Linked DNA regions of Homo sapiens: region 1 is linked to region 2. Evidence: chromatin loops called from intact Hi-C (ENCODE). Cell type or tissue: psoas muscle. All regions are shown on one strand. Region 1 overlaps AUTS2 (activator of transcription and developmental regulator AUTS2). Region 2 overlaps AUTS2 (activator of transcription and developmental regulator AUTS2).

The links. Peaks named below come from ENCODE experiments on the same cell type or tissue, not always from the same donor. Only the 100,000 strongest peaks of a DNase experiment are listed, where the experiment ranks them.
Region 1: a loop joins it to region 2, with 3 times the contacts of the local background. A loop is called at or near these places in 5 of 110 quality-filtered maps.

Annotation. Positions count from the first base shown.
Region 1 is chr7:70,700,163-70,708,162 of GRCh38, forward strand. The region is part of intron 6 of AUTS2 (activator of transcription and developmental regulator AUTS2); the gene reads left to right. Among named protein-coding and RNA genes, the nearest start is that of GALNT17, 430 kb to the right of the region's middle. RefSeq lists enhancers at 1-766, 3,451-4,295. In psoas muscle, no CTCF peak of the experiment used is centred here; no DNase peak of the experiment used is centred here.
Region 2 is chr7:70,061,178-70,069,177 of GRCh38, forward strand. All of the region lies in intron 2 of AUTS2 (activator of transcription and developmental regulator AUTS2), which reads left to right. Among named protein-coding and RNA genes, the nearest start is that of AUTS2, 470 kb to the left of the region's middle. In psoas muscle, no CTCF peak of the experiment used is centred here; no DNase peak of the experiment used is centred here; H3K27ac peaks cover 3,174 bases.

The DNA.
Region 1 (8,000 bases), 640 kb after region 2:
CCTTTTCCAATCAAACGTTTCCCACATTCTTATTTTTGTTTACTTACAGAGTGTGATTTGTGGCATCTATTTGGTTGTGAATAGCCCTCCCCCTGACAGGGTGCCTTTCTTCTGAGCTGCTTTTCTAGGGGTGATTTAGTTGCCTTGAAAGGATTAAGGTTTCTTTGTGTACACTAAAATCAACATAGGCTTTTTCTAAGCTTTGCTTGGGAAACCATACACAAATAAGCATTTTAGTTGATGGCAGATTATTCCTTTGCCCCTTATTTCCATCAAAATGGCCTTTCTTTTCTCCTCCAGAGTTTCCCCTTAATGCCTTATGCTAATTCCTGTTGGTAACATGAATGACAAGAGACGGAATCAGTGCGAATCCAGGTGGTGCAAAGTAGACTGACTGGTATCCCGCACCCCCTTTCCTCCCTGGGGAGAAAGAGATTAAGGGGGGTGTGGAGGGGGAAAGCATCGGGGACAGTTTTGTTAAGGGGATTAGTATTCAAACTGCTAAATATCAGGAAAACAACTTCAAAAAGGGATTCATTGTGTAGCGATAATGTCAATAATTGCTTCAGGACAGGTGCAGAGTCTCCTTATAGGCTTGTGGTTTTGGGTCTGTTTTTACTCCGGGTAGTGGCAGTGTTTACAGGATGAATGGCTGACAAGGCCTTCAAGGAACTGTCAGCTTCATGCACATCAAGTTCAAGTTTTCCTGCAAGGCGGCCTGCCTGCCTGAAAGTCAGGTCTCCTATCTTTGTCCAGTATCTTTAGCCAAGAGCAATAAAAAGCATCATAAGAAAGGGCAAATTTACACCAGGTAACAAACACAACTGGGGAAATCTTCAAAGCCCCAGCTTATGGGACAATCTAACCAGAGTGCAGGGGAGCTGACACGTGTATCCCTCCACCTCCAGATGTTTAAGTTACACATCACTTCTCCCTCTCAAGAGACTGGTAGTATTCTGGCCTTAGAGGAGTGTGGCTTTAAGCTGCTGGTGAGATTATGCTGCTGAGCCTGGTGGCAGGCAGATTTGGTCCATAAAATTTCACCGTGGGAGGGCAGTGCTAATCTCACAAGCTGATTGTGGTGGGGGTTGGGGGGGCGCAGCCCTGATGTTGGGCTGCACAGTGCGGAGATGAAGCTCAGGCAGAGGCAGCAGGGGCCGTGGCTCGAGGCCCATCAGTCAGCTTGTGAGCTTGAATAAGTCATTTACCCTCTTTAGGTCAAGATTTTCAATCATAACAAAACCTATTCCAGGGCCAACATCTCTGGTGGGGATAAAACAATTAATTGGGAAGGGGCAGGGGTTGAAACAGAGTGGATACAGTGAGTATATTTTATATCACGTTTGTTCATCGATTTTATTTTGACTTTCCCTGTGTTATAGATGCCATCCAGTTTCATAGAGATTTTTGTGTTTAGGTGTTCCGAATGGTCGTTTTCTTCTCCTGCCTTTTATTTCCTGCTTTAAAACAAGTTAATCAAACAGCACATGCTTGCATGTACACACAACATGCCTAATGAGGACTGAGCATTTCGAAAGGGGTGTGGCATTGAGCAGGGCTTAGCGTTGTAGACACAAAAAAACAGTTTAACTTTAATCAAGGTCATAGTTGCCATATTTAATCTTTATGTGTTTAAATGTTTACAGGATGTTCATGTGAATTTTATGAATCCTTCTGTCTTTGTGATTCAACCATCTGCCAAAGAAAAAATTAATTTTCCCACTGAGACAGAGGCACAGAGAGAGACTTAGTAACCCTATTTAGTTGATTGAAATGCTATAGGAGCAACAGGACCTGTACCCCAAATTCTGGGGTATTTATTCTATAAAGGAACTTTCAGTCTATTCAACATGGCTAGTATTTATTATCCTCTCTTGCCTACTGTAGATCCTTGCTGGTGTCACCAGTTTGGTCTGTAGACAAAAGTGCAGAAAATGAGTTCTTTGCTGCACACAATTATCCTGCCAAGATAATGAATCTTTCCTAAAACTCTTGGATTGCTCCAGAGCAGAGCTGCTTGAGGAGGAAAGAAAAGAAGGGAAGCCTGTCTGGGAGGAAGGACAACACTAGTCAGGCGTCAGGAGTTCTGTGGAGCCCTCTGTTTATAGGATGCCAGTCCTGGCATGTGGCTGTGGTCTAGGTTAGGGGAAGAGAAAAATCCCTGAATTGCTCTCCCTTCTTGGTTCAGAGCCCTCCTTCCCAGGATTTAGCCCGTAACCAAGACAAGTCACAGATAGACGATGACAAGTCAAGACAACTCATAGATAGACGGTGAGAGGGGCACAGTGGTGTATTTTACCCCGTGACTTTCTCACCCCTTCTCTTTCCTTCAACTTTGTCTCAAATTGCAGAACTGGGTACTCCTGGGGAAAAGCCTCCTGAGTGAGCCATCGGGGAGCTGTGCCCAGCTAAATGGGCATTTCTGAATGGTTTCCTCCAGCAGGGAATGAGGCCCCTCATTCTGCTTCTTTCTACTGTGGGCACCCAGTGTCTCCTGAAATGTGAACAGCAACAGAGCAGCTGCTCACCCTCGTAGGCAGGACCCCACCTCACCTCCATCAGCCTGGGAGGTTCTAGTGGATAGTCACTCACCAAGAAGAGCACCAGACGCAACGCTCTGGCCACCTGGAGCCCTCTCTGACCAGGACTGCTTTTCCTCTCCCGGGCCCTACCAGGCCTATTAGTGGAACACACCCGGCCTCTTCTTGGGGTTGGTTTTGCACTGAGAATTTCCGGTGGAACACAGATGAGGTTGGAGCCTTTAGGTTAGTGAAGCCTTTGGATATTTTTGGCAGTATGGTTCTATCAGCATTGTAGAAAGAAGACCTAGCTTAAAAATTGCCTGAAATCTGAGGAGATGAGGTAAGAAACAAGTTACCCAGCGATACTGCTGGCTTAGTAACCAGGTACCTAATAAATTCTTCCATGGCGACCATATGACCTTATTCTTTAGGTTTAGACACAAGGGATTTCCTTGGTTTGGTGACAGAAAGGTAAGAGTTATATTACCATCAAGGTCACCATTTGACTTTTAAGAAAAACCCATTCCCGCCGAGCATGGTCACTCATGCCTGTAATCCCAGAACTTTTGGGAGGCTGAGGCAGGAGGATTGCTTGAGCTCAGGAGCTCAAAACCAGCCTGGGCAATATAGCAAGACCTCATCTCTACTAAAATTCCAAAAACCTAGCTGGGGTTGGTAGCGTGTATTTGTAGTCTCAGCTACTTGGGAGGGTGAGGTGAGAGGATCACTTGGGCCCACAAGGTCGAGGCTGCAGTGAGCCCTGATTGTGCCACTATAGCCTGGGCGACAGAGTGAGACACCATTTCAAAAAAAAAAAAAAAAAAAAAAGGCCTTTCCATAAAATAATTCTATGCATGAAAATAATGCAGTTGACTGTGGAATAGCTCTCTTAAGAAAAAAATTTGGTTTACAGTTTAAAATCCCTTTATAATGAACATATGGAGACCATTTTACAATTCCTCCTAGGGTCTTGGGTTTAGTCGCAGGGAGGACATGATGTAAAGTGCATTTCCGATGTGCACAAGAGCAAACTGCCCGTTTCAGTCTCTGTAAATTAGTTTGGTTTTTGTCATGCCTTAAATTCCACATAAGGGAGAGTTAGAACATCACTCATTTATTTTTCTCCCTCTGGACCTTCTTTGTACTATTTCAGAGCATTTTCTTGAGTTTTTAGGAGATAGAGATGTCTGGAGAGTTAAGTAGTATTTAAGGGTAATTGGTACTTGATGCAAGAGACAAAGGAGTTATGAGTAGTTCAGTCCCTCCTCCTACTCCATACTGCAAATAGCATGCAATCAGCTCCTTTTGTTATGGAAATTGACCTTCCTATAGAAGCCGACTCTTGGAGAATTTGTTGTATAGAATCATCCTTTGAGCGTTCTTGGAAACAGATGCCTTGTACTGTTAGTGTGAAACCACCAGTAACAGTCAAAAAATATTCCATGTTGCATGAAAGTGTCTCCCGAAAATTTTCCAATAGTTGCTTTGGCCGAACTGATCTTTTGCCGAACTTGTGAATGCGTGTGGTGGTGAATCCTGGGATACTGGATCCCATCACTGGAATTGTGAACCGGGTGGAAGATTCCAGGCATTCGAAGTGATCTTGATGATGCCTTTTGGGTAGAACTTTTGACAGCTGCCACTTTTCCATCCTGAGTGCCCCTGTGATGGAGGAGGCGTAGATTACAGTGTAACCCATTCCATTCTTTTAGTCAGATGTTCAAACATCACTCTGGTTACTTTTGAGCTCAGTGGAAAGCCCTTGACTTATACTGGGCGATTACTGCTGTCCTTTGAAAGAGTTTTCTCTATCCTTGGCAATATTGACCAAAAAGCTTGAATGTTCATCAGCCTCTCTTCAATCCATTCATATTTAGCGTTTTGTGTAGTTAATGATGTAGTTAGTATTTGGTTGTCTCAGAAAGTAATATGCATTCATGATAGACAATTGGAATTGAAAAATATCAGATCAGTTCTCTAGAGTCTAATGAGAACAGTTGAGTGACAAAGGGCTCAATCACGCGGGCCAACCCCAGACAGGAGGGTTCCTAAATGGAGGAAGCCCGTGGCTAGCCCGTGGCCTCTGGATTATTTCTAGTTTCTGACAACTGCAGAAAAATGTTGTTTTCTCTGAATATGTATGTTTATTTAACTAGGTTTCTTTTTGCTTCACAATCTGGATTCCATTCAGTCAGTTACCACTCCAATTAACTAACAATTATTTAACATTAACAGTAATTACAGACGCCAGTTAAGCGCCTACAGATGTCAACTGTTAGCTTTGTACCTAATCACTCAATGAAATGGAGAAAGTTCAACAAACATCAATTAGCTAAGCAATTAGTATGAGTTAGGAAAGAGCATGTTATCATGTGTGAGCTGATTCAATTTATTTTATTTTGGCAGTAAAATACACACAGGCAAGCAGCAATAAGTTCCTCAGATAAGATAAAACTCTATTGTTTTGCGGCTTATATAAGAATTCCTTCCTTTCCTGTGCATAAGTCAAATACACTCTCGTCTGGAATTTATTTAACAGAATTTGTCTCAATTACTCAGAAAGCGCAGTCTCAGGAAGCACCTTTGGTGAATTATGAATCCAGTGACTGTACTGTATAAGGAAATGCCAGAAAACTTCAGTGGAGAAAATGATTGATTCCCACTCGAGTAATCCGCTCCGTGCATTTCGGATTTTTACCAGTTTATTCCTGAACCTCTGGTGGAACGAGTGCAACAGTGATTTTATTAATTTCATAGTGCCTGAACTTTTACTCAGCTGTCTTTTATTTAGCCCGGAGCTAACATCAAAGTATTTTACCTACTTGCCCAGTCTGTGCTTTTAAAAAGTAGAAACAGCTGTCTATTGAAGAGCCATTTCATGAATTCACCAAGGAGATTCCAGACTCTCCTGAACTCAGAGGTGCTGTTCCACTCTCTTTTTTCCCCCTTCGCCTCCTCCACCCCACAGACTTGACTCTTGTCATTAGCTGAGCTTGCCTGGACTTACTGGGAGAGTGCACTCTGAGGCCTGATTGTATGAAGTGGCCCAGAAAGTGGAGATTCATTTTACCTCCAAGAGGAAAGCTGGGCATAGGAGCTGGGCCTCTGGGTCTCCTCCTACAAATGACTTCTCATCAACCCTTAAAGCCCTTGGATAGGAGTGGAAGAAGTCAATCCCTCGTGGGGTGCTCTGATAGGTCTGTGTGCATCCTATGTGCAGAATTTTCCATCCGAACAAGCCTCTCAGCATGAACTGAATGTGGGAGTAGGGAAAAAGTATTCTGCCACTGGTATGGCTTGGGGTGAAGGGCCACCTTGTCCCATGTGCAGTTTCTATTATAAAGCATTTCCTCGTATACACCACGACCCCAGTACATGCTGGATCTTGACAGATGTCTGCTCTTCTGCATCAAGTCACTGGGTCTCTGTGAGTCTGCTTTGTCAAATTTTGCTGCAGTAACAAAATAGCTCAGAGTCCTACAACAACAAAAGTCTTATGTTAGGTGTCATCTGCCAATCAGCCGCAGGTTTCTTTGTTTTTATTCTGGGATCCAGGCCAAAGGAGGAGTCCCCATCGTGGTTATTCGGCTGGTAAAGGGGAAAAGAGCAGAGACAGAAACAGAGAATGCCTCCACTTGGAGGTGGGTGTGGCGTTTCCAAAAATCTCATTGGCCAGACAAAGTCACATGACCAAGCCTGCCATCAATGGAGTAGGAAGTAAACTCCTACAGGGAGGAGCAGAAGAGAAGAGGGATCCACAGGGATCCACAGGGCCTTGGAAGGAAGGGAAAGCAAACCCTGCATGGGTAATGCTATCTGCCACAGGCCCATCCCAGAAACCTAACAAATCAGGAGCTGTTGCCTCTTACTGTGTTAATGCAAATGGGATGGAGGGTGGCTTGCATAGCTTTGATGATCTCCGTAGGCTTTTCTGTTAGAGACCTGGTTCCCTAATAGCCATTTGGTTGGAGTTTATATTAAGTTAGATCTGATAAGTTGTCAAGAAATTAAATGCTTTTTTATTGTTTATCTGGATTAACTTATTGCTGGCTTGGAAGGACTTATGGAAAAGTTGCCCCAGAGTGCAGAAATGACTTCAGTGATTTGCAAAGAATAATTGTTGGACTGGCCAGATGTTTAGACTCTGCATAATTAACCTGAGGAAGCATGATTGCTGTAAAACTTTACTGCAAAGTAGTATGCGTTGTCATGGTTACCTTGAACATGGGCTTTGGATTTAAGATTCTCACAGACACTGCTTTGAATCTCAGTGCTTTGAAGACGCTTACTAGCTGTGGAACTTTGGGCTAGTTAAAACACCTTAGAACCAATTTTTCCTTCTGTAAAATGGGAATAACCAAACCCATCTCTTACAGGTGCTGTGAGGATGAAACGAGGCAATGGATAGAAAGTGCTTAGCCTACCTTGTACCATATTTTGATCTAATGATACAGTGGGCTAAGTATTTTACATACATTCTATCCCCTAATCTTCACAGCAGCTCTTAATTTAGAAAAGAATTTAGAAATAGCATCTGCATTTTATAGGCAGGGAAACTGAAGTTAGATATGAATAGCTAGCATTTATTGAGGACTTTCTTTTTGCTAGGTATTGTTCACTTTATATGTAATTCACTCATTTTTTAAGTGAGTAAACTGAGGCTCAGAAATGAGGCAACTTGTCCAAGGTCGCGCACCTAGTAAGTGGTGGAGCTCGGTCCAGCTGACTCCTAGACATGCTCATAGCAGTCATACTGTGCTAGGCTCTGGGGATATGGCAGAGAATAGAAAGGAGGAGGATCTCTGTCCTTCCTGAGGGAGACACAAAGCGGGATGGTAAAAATTCGGATTGGGGGAAACTGGGTTCTATGGGAAGACACTGGCAGGAACCCTCAACAAGGGCTTCCCTAGGGCTTTTCCTCCCATACCTTCCCAAAGTATTTAATCTTCTCATAAAACATAAGGTCCCGGAGGTTCTCATCCAGGACTTCTCCAGGATGTCAACCATTATCCCATCACCTGTGGCCAGAGTCGCCATAGTTACTGCAGCGCAGTGGGGCTCAGCTTAAGGCACCTCCAGTTTCCTCGCTCTTCCATGCCCATTCTTGTGCCTTTGCGTGAACTGATCTTTACTTTTCAGCCAGATTTTATTAGAAATGATTTAGGAATTTCAAGCAGGGGCATTTCCCTAGCAACCGATGACATAAGCACAAGGCCCAAATCTGTGCTGTTAACAGGGAATGGCGTTCTGTGGGCTCCGATCTGCGTCTCTGACCCTCGTAAACCTTGTCTTCTAAAGGAGGAGGCTGAGAGCACATCATTGCTTTTCTAAGAGTCCTTTTGAAGAGGGAAATGTCTCAAGTGTGCCCGTTAATAGACTGATGTGGGAGGCAGTTATATTTGGATGCCTTTAAAAGCCACTTGGAAAACATTTTCCCCCTCTTATCTATCACCTTTCACATCTCTCAGCAGAGTAACA
Region 2 (8,000 bases):
TAATAGATTCTTGTTTATGTGCGAAATGGAGACAGTACTTTCTGGAAATGGTGTGATGCAAAGTGAAATCATGTCTGTGAAGTCCCTAGTAGCCTGCCTGGCATACATGGAAGGTGCTCAGTAAATGGTAGTTCCTCAGTCCCCAAGAGGAAAACAGCCGCATTCCTGATTCTGGTGTTTTCTTTCCTTAAGTTTTAACAGGTTAGTATTTTAATTTTCCTCTCAAGGAGGGAATAAGAGGTGCTAGGTTTGTATTAAAATATTAAGTTAATTAAAGCTTCCTATTAAAATTTTAAGAGAGAGGAAGAGAATGGGGCAACATGACCACAATAAATAAAGCAAATAGGTCATTATGTTTCCAAATGGCATTATCCCTTGACTGTTGGTAGCTTTCCTAATAATAATAGGTTGAAAAAATGTTACTGTAACATAAATAATAAAAGATACTTATGGTAGTACTCTGCTAAGTACTATATAGACATGAGATACTTAATAACTTTTAATATCATGGTTTGGCAAAAGAAACTTCACAATGGATTAACTATTTATTTGGTGAACTTAACTTGGGGCAGGCTTGTGGGTGGAATTTAAGGGTTATTTCTTCTTTTTTTTTTTTTTGCTCCCCCGGAGACGGAGTTTCACTCTTGTTGCCCAGGCTGGACTGCAATGGCGTGATCTCAGGTCACTGGAACCTCTGCCTCCCGGGTTCAAGCAATTCTCCCACCTCAGCCTCCCGAGTAGCTGAGATTACAGGCTCCCGCCACCATGCCCAGCTAATTTTTCTTATTTTAGTAGAGATGGGATTTTGCCATGTTAGCCAGGCTGGTCTCAAACTCCTGACCTCAGGTGATCCACCCACCTCGGCCTCCCAAAGCGCTGGGATTACAGGCGTGAGCCACTGTGCCCAGCCGAGTTGTTTCTTCCCTAATTTCTCTCACAAACCTTCCTTTTATATAGAGAAAACATTTTTACTTTTCATTTGAAATATTCTTATTGTTGTTTTTTTCTGATCATTACTGATGTACCTTCTATAGAAATAAGACACATATTTGGCAGGGCACAGTGGCTCATGCCTGTAATCCCAGCACTTTGGGAGGCCAAGGAGGGCGGATCACGAGGTCAAGAGATCAAGAACATCCTGGCCAACCAACGTGATGAAACCCTGTCTCTACTAAAAATACAAAAATTATCTGGACATCGTGGCACACGCCTGTAGTCCCAGCTACTCAGGAGGCTGAGGCAGGAGAATCGCTTGAACCCAGGAGGCAGAGGTTGCAGTGAGCCAAGATCACGCCACTGCACTCCAGCCCAGGTGACAGAGCGAGACTCCGTCTCAAAAAAAAAAAAAAAGGAAGAAATAAGACACATATTTATCCCAACGTACATTGTTTTTCACAAGTTGCAATTTGATATCCTTAGCTAGTTTCATCATTCTACCGTGACATTTATCCCCATTATGACATTTCTAAATTATAGTGCTTCTCTCTCATGTTACGCATGTTTCTAAGCTCTTGGTTGGAATCTGTAAAATAGCTAGTTGTTAACATTTAATAAAATTTAGACTTACCTCACCTTACTCTGTTAGCAAAGAGTTACATGAACTCTGTTGTTTTGAATTAAGAGGTCAGTTGTGGCAGTAAACCTGGGTAGAATTTGGAAAGGAACTAGGCTACTTCCTTTTTGATTCTTCCTTATTAGGTCATTTGTCAAGTGGATACATTATCTTCTTTCCCTGAGGGCAGGAGACCATCTTAGTTCCCTTCTGTTAAAGAGATCTATGATTCATTACTTCCAGTGTGAAGGCCAGGTGCTTTTGCATGAGTTGTAAACTGCTAAGCGAGCCCTTTTGTGCCTTGTTTGTGTATGAGAGTCTTTCTCTTCAGAGTGTAGGGCAACCTGTCCCCAACCAGTCCCCTTTCCCAACATCCCCACCCACAGTGTGATGGATGCTGGCAGTCATACCACATTCAACATTTCCAAGTGGGACTTGTTTTTATTGGATATGATCACCAAAAAAATTTGAATTTAGATGAGAAACAAATCAAGGGGTGGTTATTCACATTGCCGATGGGTTTTGGGTTTTGTTTTTTTTTTTTTCCTTCAAAATGGTTCAGCCTAGGGGTTCTTTAAATAGCAAGTTGCTCTGCTAGATTTAAATGGGATTTGATATATAAAAATCCATTTACACATTTAACAGGATGTTATGTTGGTATACCAGAATGATGAAGAGCAAAATTCTGGAGTCTTAAACCCAAGCAAGTTTAGAATCCCAGCTTTCTCGTATCCTGGCTTGTGTGATCATGGGCGAGTTATTTAACTTCTCTCAGCCTCGGTTTTCTCACTGGTAAACCAGAGATCATAGCACCTCATAGATAGCACTTCTGGAGTGTTTTGAATGGCAGAAACAGAAAGTGTCGTGTAAGACAACACATGCATTGTGTAAGGAAAGTCTTAGATGTCTAACACAGCAGTGGCAGTGTTCATTTTCAGGGCCATTTTGCCTGAGTTTTTGTTAGGCCCTTCTCTCTTTTCTTCTTTGAATGTATTTGTAAACTTGAAAAGAACACCGCGAAAAGAGCTCAGGATCCTGCTCAGCCACACTTCACCTGCTCTCCAGCTTGGCATGATTGATTGTCAGGAAGGCATAAAGAACTCAAACCATGAATTACCCTACTCGGGGTAATCACAATGGTTTGGATGGCATCTCCTTAATTTTTGCTTTGACTTTTCTTTCCTCCGGGCAAGAGAGAGTAGAAGGAGTGGCAAGAGTATGCCTTTTAGTTACTGAGTTCTAAATTCTTGGAATGAGCATAGTCTGTTTTCTCAGGATCAGACTAGAAGGCGTCATTCTATTACAGAAGAGCCAAGACTTGTCCCAAATGGATGTGGGTTTCAGCAAAGCATCTTTAGCTTAAGGAGCGAAGGATTTGGACTGTGTTCAGCATCTGTGCTTCGCAGGCCACTCTTTATCCTTTTAGTGAGTCCCGCTTGTCTGTCCTCTGTCAAGGGCTCGTGTACACCATGCTGATTTAGTGCTAACTGGGGAGATTACAAATGCCTTGCCTGGCACTGTCAGCTAAACCTGAATCATTGTCTGTGTACTGTGACCCGACTAGTCAGAGGTTTACCCTTTGCTTTGCTGCTCACTCTTATAGGCAGAAAAGCCCAGCTCACCCCAGCTTTTATAACGGGGTCAGCTCCAGAAATAGCACCTTTAACTGGGAATAGAAGCAACACAAATCCAGCAAGTAGATAGTATACAATGGCTGCTTTTTGGCCTTGGAACAAACAAAAGTGGTTTATGTTTACTACATACCACTTCCAAAACTGCTGTCTGTCATTTACTAGAGAGTTTATCATTCCTGAGGGCCAAGGTCTAGGTTTTCTTCACACAAATGCCCTCCAAGTGGGAGCTGCTTGGTGTTGGTCATTGTTTGCACCCAGATTTATAATTTGGGGTTAATTAGACATAAAGACTTAAAGGCAAATGTGGTACCTGATGGACCATGGGTAGATAAGACACCTCCCAAAATGGATGGTGAAATTCTTTTTAAGAGTCATAGTATGGAGAAAGTCCCCTTGTGAAGCTTTGTGTTGGAGCCTAGAATTGTAATGTATGGCACTATTAGACTTCCAAAACCAATGTGAACTTCAGTCGTTTGTATCATGATTTGCTTTATCCTATGTTCCTATCTTTCCCGGTAGTAGGTATTACTTTGTCTGTGGGTTACATGTCTTTCTCCTCTAAGATTTAACCTGGGGATTATTACATGCATATTTATATGCCCAGAGACAATAGTAGGCGCTCATCAATTGTTGAATAAATGAATGAATGAATGACCAAATGATTGAACAAACAAAGGAGCAAGTGAACAAACAGAGATGTGAAGTGGTGGGGGGCATTTCTATATGATTGTGTGTAAAGAGCACCCTAACACAGCATCTGAACAAATCACTCTTGGAAATCTGTTCAATCCCACCACCTTCACTAGCTATTCCTGTGAACCCCAACCCTCCCCTAGATACATTTTGGTGATATATTAGATTATTTTTTCTTTGCCTCCCTCCTACCATGATAAAAAGGATATTGAATGGCCAAACCAGTGCATTACAGTAACATGAAAGAAATGTTTATCTTTCATCTACCAGAATTCAAGGAAAAAAACCACAAAACTTTGTCAGCTAGATACTTTCCTGAATTGTTTTTTAAAATTGTTTAAAAAATTATTATTATTGCCAGGCACGGTGGCTAACACCTGTAATCCCAGCACTTTGGGAGGCTGAGGCAGGTGGATCACCTGAGGTCAGGAGTTCAAGACCAGCCCGAGTAACATGGTGAAACCCCATCCCTACTGAAAATACAAAAAATTTAGCTGGGTGTGGTGGCACCATGCCTGTAATACCAGCTACTCAGGAGGCTGAGGCAGGAGAATTGCTTGAACCCGAGAGGCGGAGGTTATGGTGAGCCGAGATGGTGCCACTGCACTCCAGTCTGAGCAACCAGAGTGAAACTCCATCTCAAAAAAATATATATATATTATTATTTTTAATAGGGTCCCACCCTGTCACCCAGTCTAGAATGCAGTGGCACAATTATAGCCTACAGCAGCCTGAAATTCTTGGTCTCAGGGAATCCTCCCACCTCAGCCTCTTGGGTAGCTAGGACTGCAGGTGTATGCTACCATGCACAGCTATTTAATAACAGTTTTTTTTAGAGAGGGAGCGTTGCTTTGTTGTTCAGACTGGTCTCAAATTCCCGGCTTCATGCGATTCCCCTGCCTCAGCCTCCTTCTCAGGTAGCTGGTATTGTATGAATTGTGTTTTGAATAAGAAGAAATTAAGGCTTATAAGATCAGTTGTGTGTTAGCAGCGATGTTGCTGACTGATCTTTGCAATCTGTAGGACTATTTGGTGCTACAATAATAAGAAATTAATCAGTTTGATAATTTTGCCATCATTTTTAAAAAATTTTGTAAAATAATTGAAAATCATATGTGCAATATCTTATAAATTTTTATTTTCAAAGCACATTCCTATATGGCAATTGAAGTACAGTTTGAACTTACTTTTGACTACCTTCTTAATAGTGATTGATCATAAATTATAAAATTTTCACTTACCAAATTATGTTTAAAAAGCTAAATTTAACATTTTCTTTTTAATTTTGGAGTTGAATGGTCCTTTATTCCAGTCTTTGTTTTTGTTTTTTTCCAAGGGAAGACAAATATTTAAGTTCAAAGTCATGTTTAATAGAGGAAATGAATGAAAAGTGGATGTCTGTTATCTGTTTGCAACAATCATCTTTATGTCCTAGTAAAAGTTTAATTTTAAAATCTAACTTTACAGATCTATACCCAGTAAATTTTTTTTTTTTTTTTTTTCAAACAGAGTCTTGCTCTGTCACCCAGGCTGGAGTGCAATGGCGCTGTGTCGGCTCACTGCACTCCGTCTCCCGGGTTCAAGCGATTCTTCTGCTTCAGCCCTCCTGAATAGCTGGTACTACAGGTGCATGCCACCACACCCAGCTAATTTTTGTATTTTTAGTAGAGACAGGGTTTCACTATGTTGGCCAGGCTGGTCTTGAACTCCTGACCTCAGGTGATCTGCCTACCTCAGCCTCCCAAAGTGCTGGGGTTACAGGCATGAGCCGCCACTCCTGGCCCCCAGTAAATAATTTTAAGAATCTTAAAGTTACTCATTTTTACTTAGACTTTATGAGATTAAGCTATTTTCAAACTCACTTCTATTTGTCCTCCCCTGAGAGCTATTTACAAATTTGTATAGCACTCTGGAGTGTGATAATATCGAAGTCAATGCACAGTCAGGAGGCTTGTTAACTTATGTGATGATGTCAGTTTTGATAAACATCTTTCTCATTTAGGCATTTAATGATAATCATTTCTTCAAGAAAAAGTTCTTAGTGGGGAAAAAGAGGCGAAAAGTACAGTGTGATTAACTTATGATGCATTTTGGATTACAGCCTTTTAACCAAAAGAGAATCATCATTAAAACAATAATTCCTCAGAAGGCTTGAGGCATTTAACTTCTCTTAATTAAATTAGCTCAGTTTACTGCCAGTCAATAAAGTCTGGTTTGGAATGATGATAGAAATTAAATATCTAAGAATGCAGTATACATAATAGTTAAAGAAATGCAATTAAAAGTAATAAGGAGGTACTACTTTTCACTTAGGAAATTAATAATGATTTATAGAAGTGAGACTACTAACTTCTGGGAAAAATATAGTGAGACTGTCACTTTTATACACCACTAGAAAGCCCTTTTATAATGTTTGTCAAGATTCTTCAAAATACTAATAGCTTTTGATCCATTAATTCTTTGTCTAGGACATGCTGAGTTGGTGATCAGATGTGAAGAAAACTTCAGGCCAGGCTTGGTGGCTCACGCCTGTAATCCCAGCACTTTGGTAGTTCAAGGTGGGAGCATCGCTTGAGCAAAGGAGTTCAAGACCAGTCTGGGCAACATAGAGAGATCCCATCTCTACAAATAATTTAAGAAATGAAATTAGCTGGGAGTGGTGGCACATGCCTGTGGTCCCAGCTTACTTGCAGGACTAAGGCAGGAGGATCACCTGAGCCTGGGAGATTGAGGCTAAAGTGAGCCCGTGATCACACCACTGCTCCCCAGCCCAGGTGACAGAGTGAGCACCTGTCTAAAAAAAAAAAAAACCTGGAAAAAGAAAAACTTCATACAGCCAAAATACCCAACATCATGCAAATGCATGGTTGATTTATGTTATTTTCTATTTTGGAATATTATGCAGAGGTTAAATAATAAGTGCACATAATATTTACTACAAGGCAGAATATTTGCTATATCTTAATTTTACTAAAAAGTGTAACATATAATAATATTTGAATTATGTATGGAAAAAGAGAGTGAGAACAAGAATGAATTGAAAACAGAAAGAAAATGCACCCAGATGTTTACAGTCAGTGATTATGTTCTGACTGGCAAAACATAAGTAGATTTTTTTTTTCTTTTTTTTTTTTTTGAGAGAGATGGAGTCTTGCTTGTGGCCCAGGCTGGAGTGCAGTGGCGCCATCTCAGCTGACTGCAAGCTCCCCATCCCAGGTTCACACCATTCTCCTGCCTCAGCCTCCTGAGTAGCTGAGACTACAGGCACCTGCCACCCCACCCGGCTAATTTTTTTTTTTTTGTATTTTTAGTGGAAACGGAGTTTAACCGTGTTAGCCAGGATGGTCTTGATCTCCTGACTTCGTGATCTGCCCGCCTTGGCCTCCCAAAGTGCTGAGATTACAGGCGTGAGCCACTGTGCCCGGCCATAAGTAGATTTATTTTCTAAAATAAGTGCATATTACACTTATGATAAAAATTATCATCATGAAAGATTTTATGTTCAAGGATTTCATATAGCTGCTTTGTATTTCTTCTGGCACATTACAGTCATAGTGGCAGTGACTTGTAGGGACATTGTCCTGATACTTCGAGTGCAATTGATGATATTTGTTTAATAGTGAATGTAGCTTAAGAAAAGAAAAGCAATCAAACAACAAGGTGATTAATGTAGCCACTTCAACTCCTCAGATCTTTGGCTGACATGTTTTCCTAGCAAAGCAGAGGTACTTAACTAACCACAGAGAAATGCTCACACATGTCAGAAGGAAATCCAAGTGATCACTTGTTTTGCCTTGGGCATCTGCACTTTTTATATAAGTATGACTTTCAGTCTGTGAGACCTTTCGATAAGTAGTGATAATCCAGAAGGATTGATGTAGTGATTCTGGACTTGAGATTTCTTTTCACCACTAAGACATTTGACTGTCACTTGCATCTTAATGCGTCCATATAATTTTCTAAAGCATTGGGGGACTGACTAGGTAAAGTCACTGTGGCCTTTTAAGTATGTGGCCAGCTGATCTCATGGCCTACCAGGGCTTCCAAGTGATTAGTGGGGATTGGCAAGAATTGACCTCTTTGGAGCCTGGGGAGGCAGAAGTACCTCAGTAATAGGGTTC